Linked DNA regions of Homo sapiens: region 1 is linked to region 2. The links are chromatin loops, found by intact Hi-C in ENCODE. Cell type or tissue: MCF 10A. All regions are shown on one strand. Each heading gives the region's core, and the rest is flanking DNA. Links, peaks and the distances in the headings are about the cores only.

Region 1 (8,273 bases), core at 2,527-5,026, 53 kb before region 2:
TGAGGCAACTCCCTTGACCACTCTACATGTCTGCTTCTTCAGCTGTACAACATTTATCTCATTCAAACAATTGTTGAAATGATTAAATAAGATAATGTACATTGAAAGACATTATAATGGGGGCATTACAATGTAAAGAAGGGGAAGTCTGAAGAAGTTAAGCGACCTACCTAAGATTACATGGCTATTATCAGATTTCAGTTTAACACTCACGTGTAGGTAATTATCAATAATACCTCTATAATAATAATAATATCAAGGGCTTATTCTGATTACACATTCTGCCTAACATTTCACCTGCATTATTTCATTTATAATAACAATGCTTTAGTTTTATATATATATATAAAATATATATGGTGTATGACTTTTTATATATATATATAAAATATATATGGTGTATGACTTTTTTCAAATCTCTCCTACTTCATTATTTTAATCAGAGCTACTGGAACTCATAAGCATGATTATATTTTAAACAACTATATAAGAAATTTTGGGCTTGCAGGATTTGTGCTTATCTTTCCACATTGAGAAGAAGAAACAGGATCTTACTTCAACATTATGATGCCATATCAAAAATCACGCAATGTGATTTCAGTATGAGTCAGAGATAAGGCCCAAGGGGTCATGACTCTTCATTAGGAAATGTGATGACCAAAGGTTCTTTATGGATGCTGAAGTCTTCCAAAAAATGTTTCAAATGGGTTTTATGTGCTCAAGTCCAGGAAAACAGGAATTTGTCATGGAGTTAAGAGTGTTCAAACATTTATAACTCTAGGAGAAGATCACAAAGATATGCATACTTGAGCGCTGGGGAAAGTCTATCACCTTTCTTGAGTAAATGGGATGCATTTATTACCTATCTCTCCACGTGTTTGGGTTTCTTAGCAGAGCTTGGTGAGGCATGAGACTAATATAATATGTAGTCAGTTCTGAGTCAAAGAGACATTGGACACTAAGAAGGCAGTGCTATAGAAAGGTTAAATTATCATACTCTTCTGAGCTTTGCCCATAGAATAGTGAGCGATGTTTTCATACTAAAAGAAACAAGCATACGGGTTTGGATATTGAAATTATCCAGAAATGTGATTGAAATAGTGTTGGAAGGGGAATAAGAGTAAAACATCACTGAGAAATAACATGCTTTTGGAGGTACTAATTCCTTTGACTCGGGCTTCATCTTAGCAAAAGCTTTGAAGGGTTAGATTCAGTATCTAGAAGCAAATGTCAGGAAAAAAAAAAATAGGCCATCACAAGTCCTGACCTGAAGGAAATCCAGTATATTCCTTATCCTTATTTGATTTCATTAGCCTAGTTACTTACATGTCAAATAAATCATTTAAATTATCTCTCACTCTGAAGCCAATGTTCTTGCAAATCATATGCAATCTATGAGCTAGAGCACAGTGTTTAGCAGCACTTTCCAAAGTTGGGAATTTTTTTGTCATTAAAAGGTTTATTTTCTTCTGTTTATAGCCAAGTATCTAATATAAAACTTAGAACATTAGGATAAGTGGAGTAGCCTTCCCCCCTTGTGACTTCTCCTTTTGTTGCTTTTAACCCTTACCATCTTCTCTTTCTCTTTGTCTTCTTCCTTAGTACTTAATACGTACTCACAGTTTAGAACTTTTGTAATCCTATCTCTGGTGAGGCCTTACCCTAATCCAGGAGTGGGGACAGAGTTCTCTTGCTGCTGGCCTGATGCACTCTGTGCCTATTGCAATCAGTCAAGTTCAAAGTTTCTGTTTCGTTGCCTATGGATCCACCCCAGCACCTGCCCCTAAAGTCCCCTAAGCTCCTAGTCCCAGGATCCTAACATTTACCCAAAATCCAGTTCATGAGACTCAGCCTTAACTGCTCCCTGTCCTGGAAGATGGTTTTCTATCCTCATAGCAAAGCGGGGAAAGCAGGAAGGCCATACTTTGAGGCTGTCTCAGTAGTGCTGGGGAAGATCAAAATTGAAGTACAAAAGTTTGTTTTCAGTTGAGTTCAAAAAATATTAAGTCGGGCATCCCCAAGTGAACACATAGTCTACTAAGTGCTGTGTATATAAAAAATAAAATGTACATTTTCTGCTCTCAAGAGAATTGAGGAAACAAACAGTAAAAGCATGAATTGGACACAATGTTCTAAGTATATTAATAAAGGTAAAGAAATAGTAATCCTTAATGCTAACAATTTTTATGTACCTATGTGCCAGATATTATGATAAAAACTTCATCTAGAGTGGTTATCGTGATTAGAGAGGTGCCAGATAACTGATGGCCTTGGACACATATGAACCTAGCTAAGATATATCCTGTATTTAATGGAGACTCATTGAAAGATTTTAAGAAGAGTCATTGCTGGATCAGATTAAATTTATGGATTAAGGGACAAGACACCAGAAACACAGAACCCAGGGCTAAGATGATGAAGACCGGAGCCAGGGCGATAATTTTAGAAAAAAAGAGGAGCACATTGACTCAAAAAATATGTTGAAGCTAAAATGATTGTTAAATTGTAGATGTGGAAATTGATAAGGACAAAAGATGCAAGGATGTTGCTTCGATATTAGCTTGAATAAATAACAGGCAAATGGGAAGTGAATGAGGACAAACAGGTCTGGGAAAATGATGGAAACATGATGTGTCCAGCTTCGGACCATGGACATGGGTGCAGCCATAATGAGGGGAGGGGTCATGGCTGGAGATAGAGTTGCGGGAGTCTTTGTTGTCTCTTTCTTTTTCCCCCACCCACCACTCACATCCGATTCACATTCTCATCTTCCTGCCCATACACTCAGTGTATTATGACTAATCAACAGGGGAAGAACTGAGCAATAATTTTTTCTGCCTCCTCCTCATTTTTCTACAAGTCTAAATAAGGGTGTCATGATTAGAAAGCAACGCAAATTATCTGGTCCAACCCTAAGATAAAATGCATGACTACCACAAAGTTCCTTTAGTTTCTCCTTGCCATTTCCTTCCTAGAAATCAAGGGATTCCCCACATTATTTTATATAGGATCAAATGAAATCTGCCTGCAGGGCATGCATATATGTATTTTAGTAGAAAGTGTCAATCTGTTTCTGCTCTTTTAGCCACCCTTAATAAAAAAAAGATACAAAAAGTCATAAGAAGATAAAACAAAAATAATTGACATCTGAATTTAGAATGTATCTTATTTAGTTATTTAGTTATTTGTTTGTCATCTGAGTACATACGTGCTATGGCAATTAACACTGAATAGGCTACTTCCCCTAGGCCTAGAACACTGGCTGAGATGCACTAGGAACATGCTAGATAAGAGAGAGACTAAATTAAGACTTGTTAAGTAATATGAATAATTCATTTAATCATAATTAATCCACAAGGATAATGGAGAGGTGAGTGATGCATGGAATCAAGGTTATATGAGTCTAATATTATATATTAGGCCCTCCAAGGAAACACACCATTGTAAGCCCGGAGTTTTACCAGTGTGTACAAGGAGTGAATTCATGACTCACAGTGTTCTGAGGCTGCTCTGGACATGCAATCTTGCATGCTTTTGTCATGACAGGTCTTAAGAAGTTTATCAGCTTTCTCAAATAGCTGAATGACAGAACACTGGATTTTTGTTCAGATAGCCTATCAACTTGGCATCTGTGTTGCGGTTGTCACTTGGTAACAAGATAAGTACTTCGACAGAGGTGTTACACTCCCTAACAAAGCTGACTTCATGTGCAGACTTTCTCACACTCATAGCTGGCCCAGGGCCACTTCTTAAAATAGGTGAGGTTTGTTTTCTTTGCCCTGTCTCTCGGGACCTTGCCTCCCGGTGGCCTAAGCCTATGCTTATTCAAAGCCTTCTCATTCTCCTATCCTCGTCACACACCCCGAAACTCCTTCCTGGACCACCCCTTTCTCTGTAAAACCCGCTTCACAGGAATTTAGATACATGTAATATTTCTCCCAAAGCCGTTAACAAACAAAGTGTTGTTGCTAATTTATTCTCTGATAAAGAGATTTCAAAAAGTGTATATTGGAGAATGTTTTAGCCAAGATGTCCCAAATTCACACCATGGAGGTGACTGCCTTCACCTCCATTTGGTTCGGCTCACAGCAACAACTACTTAAATTTCTGGAATAAATCATGCTATCTAACTACTAAGGCTAATTAATACTAATGATCTTTGCTATAAATTAACATAGTTTCAATATGTCTAACTGGAAGTCATTAAAAATAAGGTTATTATATAGAATTTTATATTAAAATAGGACTTTCTTTTGACCTACATTCATATCATGTTTGAGATAATTTCAGTGGTGATATTACTGCTGATACAGAAATGATGCATTTTCCTAATTTGTACATTCCCCATATATCCACAAATCATGTAAAATAGGTAATTATGGAAGTATCACTGTTTGCTCTTCAAAGTGAAGAGGATAGAAATGCATTACAATGTGCCAAACATGAGTAAGTCATTCAGCAAACACTAAGTGAACACCTAATATGAGCCAAATGCCTGTCCTAGCCACTGGGGAAAACCATTATAGTCTTGGAGTTCATGGTTGTTACCATCCAGCAGGGAAGATAGGCACTGAAGAGTAAACTACACAGGTTATGCAATCACAGTTGGTTAGATGTTTCAAAGAAAAAGCACAGTGTATGCAAGTCTCAGATTAGATATTAGAACTTTATTACTTATAAAGTTATTGTCTTCTTTTGGAAATTATTTCTCCTTTATATATGATTCATTGTAGTGATAGTCAGGAGAGAAAAAACACCTCAATACAGAAACTTTGGTAAATTATTTCTGATTTTAAAAGTAATGCATGCCTATTATGGAAAATGTGGGACTTTTTTAAGGTACAAAGAAAGACAATGGTAAATCTATAAAGTTACCACTTAGACATAAATCCTGTTTATGTTTTGAAGAAATATTATGTTAAGTAATATTTCTTCTGCATGTATTGTATTTATATAATTAATATCATACTGTCCATATAATTTTATTTCCTTTCATTTCCCCCTTATGATTATCTTGTATACATTTTCCTAGAAAATAAGACACTTTCTGTTTCATTAATCTCATATTCCGTAGGAGTGACCTGCTCTGCAATTGTTGCCTGTATTATTTCAGGTTATTTGAGAAAGCTTAATCTGATGTATTTTCTATTGGTAAGGAACACTCTTTAGTGACTGTGCTTTTTTTCTAGTTGACCTACTGGCTGGGTGACTGCTATAGTCTCCTAATACATTTCTCACCCTTTAGATTCTTTCTCTTCTGAATTTTCAGATTTTTCTTCATAAAACACCACTTTTTACAAGTCACTTCCCTTCTCCAGAGTTTACAGTAGACTGCCTTTAGCTTAGATCCCAACTCAGCCTGAGATCAAAGGCTCCTCTATAAGATCTGTTCCTTTTCTCCTTTCCTCCTCTATAAGATCTGTTCCTTTTCTCCTTTCCTCCTCTATAACACCAACTCGGATCCAGACAGACCTCAGGAAGCTATTCGATGATCTTTGCTTCCCACTTCTATAATATTAGTGCCTTCCTCTCTCTATTGTCTATTTTTCATTTATCTCAGCTCTTTGCTCAAGACCCTAACACACATTATCAATCGTTTCCCTTCTTTCTATGATACTTACTATTAGCACCACTCAATTTGGGTTTAAGTTACATATTATCTTTTACAAGTCTCTCTAGTTGTTTGAGGTGTGAAAGTCTAGTCTTCTTATACTAGAGCTCATAAATTGCTCTAATCTAGGCAGAAAGGCAGCTCCCAAACCGGACACTAAGAGTCACCCTATTATATATCAGCTAATATTATGCGGCACTCACTACCAACGAGAATCTGCTAAGGACTTGGCAGGCATCATCTCGTTGATTATTCACAGCAGCCTGTATTATTTAGAATGCTTTTGGCTGCAAATGACAGAGAACCCATAGCGTCGAATGCTGCTTAAACAATACAGACTTGTTTATTATAATATCTCAGCAACAGCAAGAACAAAAACTAGAGGTAGGTGGTTTCTAGCACTGGCCAATGTCAGAGCTCTTGTTTGGGATCGCTGCAAATTTCTCAGTCTTCCTATATGGTTGAAATATGACTGTGACTGTGGCATCTTCTGGCATCACATCCTCGCACAACCATGCTCAAAGTTGGGTAGGAAGGGATGGTATAGATATGGAGGTTCTTTCTTCATGCTTTCTTCTGTTAAGGAAAGAAAACCTTTTGCCAAACATTCCCCAGTGGATTTCTCCCAAAACGCTTTGTCCAGAATTGGGTTTATATGTCCACCCATTTCCAACCCACCCCCACCCTGCCCAACACACACACACCCCCTACAAGACTGGCAGCTAGGCTTTCCTTTCCTGAGATCAAGGGCTCTCTGAATAATACCCGAAGAAAATTAGGAAGAAGGGTAGCAGAAAGGCATTGATTGGGGTAGGCAATCAACAGTACCAGCTGTATAGAATTATTAGAAAATTAGAAGTTAGAGTAGTTGAGAAATACGTGCAAGATTATACAACTAGTAAATGGCAAAAAGAAGATTCTGAGTCTGAGACTTTTCTGAGTCTCTCAGTATTCATATCCTTGTTCACCACAGTATAGGGCCTCTCTAGAGAGTTTTAGCATGTTACTCCACCCATTAAAAATATTTGGTAAGAATTTGCTTGATGCTCACCACTGTTCTTGCTGCTCAAGGGAAACCAAGTATATATTTGTGGATAGATCCTAACTCAGATGATACTGTCAGAATATATAAGATTCCTATACCACATCCTGAACTCTGAAAGTTGCAGTTCTACGTAGAAGTTCACTGAGGGTTGTAAGAGTCAGAATGGACTCCATGGAAGTTATGGGGTGTGAATCAAACCTCACAGGTGAGTCAGTGGGGAGAAAGAAGCATGACATTCCTCTTGAGAATAACTGGAATGAAAATAATACGGTGAGAAAGAGTAGCACCTGAAAAGTGAGTGAAGGAAAGGGTGGTGGAAGTTCTAGGTACATTGATATCTGTCCCAACTTGTTGAGCTGTCAATGTGTGGTTAAAAAACAGTTAAACAGGCCAGGCCCGGTGGCTCACACCTGTAATCCCAGCACTTTGGGAGGCCGAGGTGGGCGGATTGCCTGAGGTCAGGAGTTTGAGACCAGCCTGGCCAACATGGTGAAACCCCGTCTCTACTAAAAATACCAAAAATTAGCCAGTCGTAGTGGTGGGCACCTGTAATCCCAGCTATTCAGGAGGCTGAGGCAGGAGGATCACTTGAACCCAAGAGGCGGGAGTTGCAGTGAGCAGAGATCACGCCATTGCACCCCAGCCTGGGCAACAAGAGTGAAACTCGATCTCAAAAAAACAAAAACAAAAACAAAAAACAGTTAAACAGATGGTTGGTCACATAGACATTACCAGAGGGGTCTTCTTGGACAGAGGCTGAAAAGAAAGAAGGGACTTAGCTCACCACCAGACTCCTCAGCACTCACGGGAGAAGAGCACTAAGGACAAAGGGGCACTTAACACGTGTAAAAGGGCAATGGCTCCTAATAAAGGATAAGATCTGTTTTCTTTTTATTTTATTTTTTGTTTTTGAGATGGAGTCTCACTCTGTCACCCAGGCTGGAGTGCAGTGGCACAGTCTCAGCTCAATGCAACCTCCACCTCCCAGGTTCAAGTGATTCTTCTGCCTCAGCCTCTCAAGTAGCTGGAACTGGAGATGTGTGCCACCACGTGCAGCTAATTTTTGTATTTTTAGTAGTGACAGGGTTTCACCATGCTGGCCAGGCTGGTCTCAAACTCCTGACCTCAAGTGATCCTCCCGCCTCGGCCTCCCAAAGTGCTGGGATTACATGCATGAGCCACCACACCCGGCCATAAGATCTATTTTATAATCAAGAGAAGATGAAAAATTCTTCTTGTGTCAGGATATTAGGGTAGAATCCGAGTTATTTCGAAAATTACAGCTTGAGACAATGTAAGACAGATTAAAATAGAGAATTTCTAAGACAGAAAATGGATTTTTTCTTCCCTCCCATGCCCTAAGCATCGCTTGGGTCTCCCTAGGCTCAAAAGAGAGAGTAAATCTCATTATATTTATATATTGGAAGAAGCCCACAGGCCATGGTTGTCCAAAGCTAGAAGAAGTATTGTAGAATTTGATACTATCCTTGAGCACAAGTATAGTGGGGGAAATCTTGAAACTGGGGCTGACAGATTTTAGCTAACTTTCACAGGCATGTGTAGATATTGACAAATTCTTAAGTTTCAGAGTGACCTCATCCTCCCCCAAAATTTCTT
Region 2 (8,273 bases), core at 1,888-4,387:
CTAAGAAAAGAACTGCTTGGCCAAGGTTTCTCCCAATTGTCCTCAGGAAGAATGTTCTCCCTATTATTTAATTCCTATAGAGAAAGGTCACCAATGTACCTTGAGTTCTAGGCACTTCACCTTCACAATATTATTTAAACTTTACAACACTCTATAAAATTAATATTACTGTTCCTCAGAAAGGTTAGGCAATGTATAGACAGCTCCAGCCTGGGGTCATCACACACATAGCCACATGTACAACAGATACAAATATACCTTGTCAGTCACAGAACTGTGTGGATTGATCATAACCATCTTTCAATCAGTCTAGGTTTCCCTCTGGTAGGACCTATGTAATTTGAAATTAATATTTTAACCATTTGCATTAGTATACACACACGTACGCAGACATCAAGCTGTCTTCCAAAACTTATTTGTTGAACATTTTTATCAAGTAAGCAACCTTCAGGAGAAAAAGTCTCTATCAATACTGTCTTCAAGAATTATTTAAGCTGTTTACCAGCTAAATTTCTATTAATCTGGACACAACTTTTGTCAAACCATGCTTCTGAGCAATTTGCATGCCTAAACTGAACATGAGTCTCATGCAACGGATGGCCTGTCTTTCTTTGCACAGTGTCTAATTTTTCACATGTGTCAGACTCTTAATACTTATAAGTTTCCACGATCCTACTAGTATGTAGAAAATATTTCCAAATTATGTCATAAAATTTGTGAAACTGGAGAGGATAGTGAAAATAAAACCAGTGTGGACAAATAACCATCAGAGTCAAGCCCTTGTAAGATAAAAACCTAGAAGTGCAATTTCCTGAGCTGAAGATACTGTCATGTTATTAATGTAAGTGGTTTACAGGTATGCCATTGACAGCCAAAACTTCCGTCTAGAAGATGCATGTGCATTGAAACAAACATGTCATTTAAAAAATCAAACATACACATATATACATGTGTATTTTTGTGTATACATATATACATACATATATAGTATGTACACACATATTTATCATTTTAAAAATTTAAAATATAAAGAAGAGGGAAAGCATCCTTAAACTCACTGTAAAATAATTACTTTTGAGATTTGGAGGATTTTCTTATCTTTTCTTTCTTTTTTGACTTAGTCTATAATTATTAATCTCACGTTGTTTTGATTAGAGTATAGACGTGTTATTTTATTCCAAATTTTGTTTTCAAAGAGCTGTCTCCCATGTCGATAAACAAGATTTTTTGTGCCTTGGCTTACAACTTGAACTAGAGTATATGCTTTTGTATAGCTAACATCTAAATGTATATTTATATTTATGTATTTGAGTGTATAGCTGATGTCTTGCATACTATAGCAGAAGTACTTCCATTTTGAATTAAACTCTAATTCTCCTATATCCGGATAGCAATTAATCTGCAGAAAAAAGATTTTGAAGGTCAACATTATACAACCAAAGGATTTCCAGATGTGTGTGTGTTGTCACCCTGAGTAACGGGAGTGATCATAATTCACCTATGTAATTCCTAGGGTGCTCTCTCTACTACTGTTTTTCATTCCACTTTGGAATTACTGATTCTTTCTTTCTTGGTTCCAAATGGGCAGCTGGAAAAGGCCATCACCTATGAGAAGCTGAATGAGTGGACCAGTGCAGACATGATGGAGTTGTATGAAGTGCAGCTACACCTTCCCAAGTTCAAGCTGGAAGACAGTTATGATCTCAAGTCAACCCTGAGCAGTATGGGGATGAGTGATGCCTTCAGCCAAAGCAAAGCTGATTTCTCAGGAATGTCTTCAGCAAGAAACCTATTTTTGTCCAATGTTTTCCATAAGGCTTTTGTGGAAATAAATGAACAAGGTACTGAAGCTGCAGCTGGCAGTGGGAGTGAGATAGATATACGAATTAGAGTCCCATCCATTGAATTCAATGCAAATCACCCATTCCTCTTCTTCATCAGGCACAATAAAACCAACACCATTCTTTTTTATGGAAGATTATGCTCCCCCTAAATCCTGCATATCTCTCAACAAACAAGACCATCTTACAGTGTGAAAAATGTACCATGAGATGGAAAAGCACAATTTTCACAAAAATGAGTTTGTAGTCTAAACCTTTTTCACATTTGAATATAAGTAAATAGATCTTGAAATAATGCATTCTAATGATCCTGTCATATCTGTACAGCTGGAGAGAATGACGATTTTTATTTTTAACACGTTAACATTTTGTCTAATGTGACTTTCATTTACATTTCAGAAGTACTATGCTATTCAACTGAATGCCTTACAATTCTTGATCACTTGCAATATCCATGATACTTGTTATCATATATTTCATATACATCATTAAATGAAAAAAAATCTTTATAAAGGTGATATGATATTGATAAATACGAAGTTTCTCAAGAATATCGTTTTGATCAAAAATTTAGCCCGGCATGGTGGTGCACACCTGTGTTCCCAGCTACTCAGGAGGCTGAGGTAGGAGGATTGCTTGAGCCCAGGAGGTTGAGACTGCAGTGAGCCAAGATCACACCAGTGCACTCCAACCTGGGCAACAGAGCAAGACCCTGTCTCAAAAAAATCATTTTGGTGGCTCATAAATTATGATTGTAAAACTAAACCCCCTTTTTCTGCTATTTAAAAAATACTTATATTGACATTAGCTTAAAAAACTAGTGAAATCCAAATGAAATTTGAAGTTTAGCTAGTAGCAATCTCTCAATGTTGGTGCCCTAGTTTTGACAAATGTACCGTGGTCATGTAAGATGTTATCACTTGGGGAAACTGTACTGGAGTATATGAGAATTAGCTGTATTATCTCTGCACCTCTTCTGCCAATCTAAAATTATTCCAAAATAAAAGTTTTATTAAAAATAGTCATTATGGATGGCTGAAATACTCAATACCAACATCCCCCAGTAGCCTTAGCCCCGGCGAGCGCAATGCAGCGCGCGTTCCTCCTCCTGGGCGCCCATCCTCGGCTGCTGCCTCTTCCTTTCGGGCCCCGGGACCTGACCTTCCTTCCGGGTCCGCACAGAAGGCCTGAGCGCGTCGCCTCTAACACTGGTCCAGGGCGGGGGAACGCGGTGTGCCTCGGCTGCCACCTCCTGGTGACTAATTCTAGTGGACGTGGAGAGCGAACCACAGCCTCAACAACACCTAATTCTAATTACAGCTGGTGATCGGTGAGGTGACGGAAATAAACGGGGCGCTATGGCGGGAACTAATAGATGGTCTCCTTAGGGTGTATGAGGTGTCCCTTGACCCTTCTCTCCCCGAAGTGGACATCAAGGTGATCCTCCCCCCATGACCTCCTACCCGTGGCATCCTGCGACCCCCACCCCCGCTGCCAGCCCAGTCCTCCCAGGAGCCCTCGAGGGGAGCACGGGGTTGGCTGAGGGGATGGGGGAGCTTCCGCGGACACAGTCCAGCCCCGCAGAATGCAAGCGGCGCAGAATCCTTGAAAGAGCTTCCGAGTGAAACCCACGCCCGCCCGTGGGGCGGAGCCCTAGCAGGGGCGGGCGAGTTCCCGCAAGGCCAGCGCGGAAGGGAAGAACACGGTGTGGGGAGGCAGGGGCTCAGGAGGGCGCCATCAGCTGGTGCTCAGAGCCCGGAGGAAGGAACTCCCCCCGGAGTTGGGGGGGGTGGCCCTAGGGATGCCTCACCGGCCCCATCTCTCCACGGAGCTACGGGTAGCATCGCCCATCGCTCCTACACCCCACGCGCCCTGGCCCAGAACCGGCGCTAGGCTCGGGCAGGGATCACCTCGAGGCCGGGGCTACCCCAATTTTAGGGCCTGAAGTTACCTGTTGCTTTCAGGGACTCCGAGCCCTGTATTTCTCCGTCTGACTCAGCTCCTAGACCACACGGGAGCCTCTGCTCTTTTCCCGACATCTCCGGATTTCAGCATCTGGCTCAGCTTCCTGGTCATCGGTACCTGCACCATCATCTGTCCACACATCTGCAGCTTTCAGTTCCTCCTAGATGCCCGGCTAACCCCCAACCCACAAGATTCTACACCCGCTCGAATCTAGGCACTTTTACTGCCACTTAACTATGGCCACGCACTCTGTGATCCCATATGAACCTGGTCATCTCCCCAAACTGCTCAACTTCCTCCTCAAAAGTCCTCCTCCTTTTATTTGTTGTTTTCAGTAACTCTCTTATCTAGTTCTTTCTGTGCCTCTCTTGCCTCTCCAAGTGTCTTTTTCCGGCTCTTTTTTCCTCTATTGACCGCTTATATTTTGGCGTTCTTAGGGCTCTGGTGCTCTTCACACACCCTCTGGAAAATCACTCCATTCCCGTGACTTCAACTATATCGATTTGTTGAGGACCACTAAGTTTTTCTTTTTTTGTAGAGAAAGGGTCTCATTATGTTGCCCAGGCTGGTCTCGAACTCCTGAGCTCAAGTGACCTTCCCACCTTTGCCTCCCAAACTTCCCCTGAACTTTCCATATAACCTTAGCATGTCAAAAACGAAATTCATTTTCTCTTCCAAATTCATTCAGTTTCCTCTTTCCCCAATCTTGCTTATTGTCACTGCCATTCACTGGCTTGTCCAAGTCAGTAAGTCTGCAAATCATGCCAGCTTTCTCCTTCCTCACCCTCCTACCCAACAATCCCCAGGTCCTGTCCATCCTCCTTTTTAAACAGCTCTTCCATACATTTTTTAGTTTAGGTTTTTCATTAAATCAAAGACATTTCCCTAATTTCCTAGTATTTTACCTGCTGTTTCTGATTGTCACTATTCAGAAGGCAAAAGACATGGTAAATGCCATCTGTCCTTACCATACTATCCTTGTTCCAGCTTCCCTCTATCTGTAGACAGCATGCTCTCTCTAGTTCCTCATGGCTAGGTTTCTTGAAAGAGTAGTCGAAGAGGGCTGTCTTCACTTTTCCCTTTTATATCTCAATCCAATTCAATTTGATTTTTATCCCAACCACTCTCACTAAGGTAAGTAGTGACTAGAATACTGAGAAGTGGGCTCTCTTCAATCTTAATGTTCCTTTTCCTCTAGTAGCAGCTGCTGATACTATTCACCTCCTTCTTTTTCTTTGTCCAGCTTTTTCTGTATCTTCTCCTTTTTTACATCCTTTTTGCTATGTCCTCTTTCTGAAGCCATATCTTAAATGTTGGCATTGCTGGGCATGGTGGCTCATTTCTGTAATCACAGCGCTTTGGGAGGCAAAGGTGAGAGGGTCACTTGAGCTCAGGAGTTCGAGATCAGCCTGGGCAACATAGTGAGACCCTGTTTCTACAAAAGAGAAAAAAAAATTAGCCGGGCATGGTGGTGCATGTCTGTGATCCCAGCTACTTGGGAGGCTGAGGGAGGATCACTTAGGCCTAGGAGGCCAAAGCTGCAGTGAGCCATGATTGTGCCACTGCACTCCAGCCTGGAAGACAGAGTAAAGACCTTATCTCTAAATAAATAAATATTGGCATCATCATCTAGGCTTCTTTCATCAGACCAATGTCTTATTTATATGCAAGCTGCCTGGGCCAATTTGTGTCTCCTGAAACTTCACTTGGTGCCTCTACACCATACCTTAGTCTTTACTTCTGTCTCCAGGCATTTTTACTTGCTACTCCTTTCCCCCATGTTCTCTCTCTCTGTTAATAAGGTCATCATTTATCCAATTATGTATGTTAAAAAACTAAGTCATATAGTAATCTGCTCTTTTCCTTGCCCTCTCCCCCAAAATCAACTTGGTCATTAGCTCCTGTGATTTCTGCCTTCTAATGAGTTCTTGGCATCAGCATTGCTACTGTCTGGGCTTAGGCCCAAAATACTTGTGTTCTGGTCTCCTCCTGCATCCTAAGTATTGACATTAAAGTAAATCAGACAGAGAGAGAGAGAGAGAGAGAGAGAGAGAAATCAATAAATCATGCTATCATGCCACTTCTCTGGTTTTAATTCTATAATGGTTTTCCATTGCTCAAAGAATAAGCCCCAAATTTCTTAGAATGGCAGACAGAATCTTTCCCAGTTTAGGCTTGACCTACTGACTGGGTTTAACCTCATTCAATGTCACCATGTGCCACTCCCCAGTATACACCTTCTATTCCACCCTCAAAATATACCCATTCTTCACCTGCTACAAACCTTTTCACAACCACATTTTAGAAATATGTCCCCTCTGCCTAACATATTCTTTCTCCACTCTCCATCTGTAAAGTCACTCATCCTATAAGACTCAGCTCAACTGATGCTACTGTGGATTCATCCCGAGTCCCCAGAGCTACTGTTTCCATCATTCTCTTCTCATACTGCTGTGTACCTGCTCCATTAAAGCCGCTGTCCACTCTATTGTAAATACAACCTGTCTTTCCCATTCATCTGAGATACAGAGAAAAAGAAGGTACATATTTTATTTAGTTTTGTTTCTTAACTTCCTTATGGCCTGTTGCAGTGCTCAGTACAATAAAAGTCTAATAAATGAAGTTATGGACAACTAGTAAATGGTTTGTTTATATTGTTTCCCAAATCTGTTATTTAGTGAAGAAGGGATTTCAAGGGATGAAAAGATTTGATGTGGGAAGGATTTAGAAAATATCTAAGCATCTAAATGTAAAAGATGGTCTGTGGTTTAAAAAATACAATCACTTTTTCTCTTTTTAAAACAGTACAATAGAAATCTAGAGTGGAGCAGGAGAGCATGGCCTCATTGCATCGCTGAGTCCTTTTCCCTCAAAAATGAATTATTTTGATTCTTAACTGTGGGAACAAGAGAGGTAAATTTATTCAGAATTTTTCCATGAAATTCCAGTAAGGGGGAGAAAAAAGCAATTTGCATTTATATTGATGGACTGTGAATTTTCTTCAATTCCAGATCTATTATTTCAGTTCAGGGAATGGAAGCCACTAGAGATAAGGAATCTTCTTCACCACTTGGTTGTTACCAGTCTGTAAGCTGAGGCGCGGGTTGCTGAGTGCCGGAAAAATATGTTCCAGCCTCAGTGCTTGACCCTCCACTAAGATATTTGAAGATATGGCCGGGCGTGGTGGCTCACGCCTGTAATCCTAGCACTTTGGGAGGCGGAGGCCGGTGGATCATAAGGTCAAGAGACTGGGACTATCCTGGCCAACATGGTGAAATCCTGTCTCTACTAAAAATACAAAACTTAGGAGAGATCAGGTTCCAAGATGGTCCAATAGGAACAGCTCCAGTCTACAGCTCCTAGTGTGAGCAACGCAGAAGATGGGTGATTTCTGCATTTTCAACTGAGGTTCCGGGTTTATCTCACTGAGGCTTGTTGGACAGTGGGTGCAGGACAGTTGGTGCAGCCCACTGAGTGTAAGCTGAAGCAGGGTGGGGCATCACCTCACCCGGGAAGCGCAATTGGTCAGGGAATTCCCTTTCCTAGCGAAGGGAAGCCGTGACAGACGGCACCTGGAAAATCGGGTCACTCCCATCCTAATACTGCACTTTTCCAATGGTCTTAGCAAATGGCACACTAGGAGATTATATCCCGCGACTGGCTGGGAGGGTCCCACGCCCACGGAGGCTCGCTCGCTGCTAGCACAGCAGTCTGAAATCGAACTGCAAGGTGGTAGCGAGGCTGGGGGAGGGGTGCCCGCCATTGCTGAGGCTTGAGTAGGTAAACAAAGCCACCAGGAGGCTCAAACTGGGAAGAGCCCACCACAGCTCAAGGAGCCCTGACTGTCTCTGTAGACTCCACCTCTAGGGGCAGGGCATAGATGACCAAAGGCAGCAGAAACTTCTGCAGACTTAAACATCCCTGTCTGACAGCTTTGAAGAGAGTAGTGGTTCTCCCAACACGGAGTTTGAGATCTGAGAACGGACAGACTGCCTCCTCAAGTGGATTCCTGACCCCCAAATAGCCTAACTGGGAGGCACCTCCCAGTAGAGGCCAACTGACACCTCATACGGCCTGGTGCCCGTCTGAGATAAAGCTTTCAGAGGCAAGATCAGGCAGCAGCATTTGCCATTCTGCAATATTTGCTGTTTGGCAGCCTCTGCTGGTGGTACCCAGGCAAACAGGGTCTGGAGTGGACCTCCAGCAAACTCCAACAGACCTGCAGCTGAGGGTCTTCACTGTTAGAAGGAAAACTAACAAAGAGAAAGGACATCTATACCAAAACCCCACCTGCACGTCACCATCATCAAAGACCAAAGGTAGCTAAAACCACAAAGATAGGGAGAAACCAGAGCAGAAAAGCTGAAAATTCTAAAAATTAGAGTGCCTCTCCTCCTCCAAAGGAATGCAGCTCCTCGCCAGCAAGGGAACAAAGCTGGACGGAGAATGACTTTGATAAGTTGAGAG

Evidence for each region. Hi-C counts contacts between places; a loop is a spot of excess contacts. Peaks named below come from ENCODE experiments on the same cell type or tissue, not always from the same donor. Only the 100,000 strongest peaks of a DNase experiment are listed, where the experiment ranks them.
Region 1: it touches region 2 in a loop (4-fold over the local background); 14 of 110 quality-filtered maps call a loop at or near these places.

Annotation. Positions count from the first base shown.
Region 1 is chr18:63,879,271-63,887,543 of GRCh38, forward strand. It overlaps LOC124904356 (a long non-coding RNA gene), which reads right to left. Exons shown (of 3, transcript XR_007066466.1): 3 at 6,016-6,187. Among named protein-coding and RNA genes, the nearest start is that of SERPINB2, 4.3 kb to the right of the region's middle. In MCF 10A, for the core only: no CTCF peak of the experiment used is centred there; a DNase peak (open chromatin) is centred at 3,601.
Region 2 is chr18:63,933,250-63,941,522 of GRCh38, forward strand. It overlaps SERPINB10 (serpin family B member 10), which reads left to right. Exons shown (of 8, transcript NM_005024.3): 8 at 1,589-2,862. The coding sequence ends at 1,993. Among named protein-coding and RNA genes, the nearest start is that of HMSD, 12 kb to the right of the region's middle. RefSeq lists an enhancer at 6,947-7,447. In MCF 10A, for the core only: a CTCF peak has its summit at 3,087 (motif pointing left); a DNase peak (open chromatin) is centred at 3,062.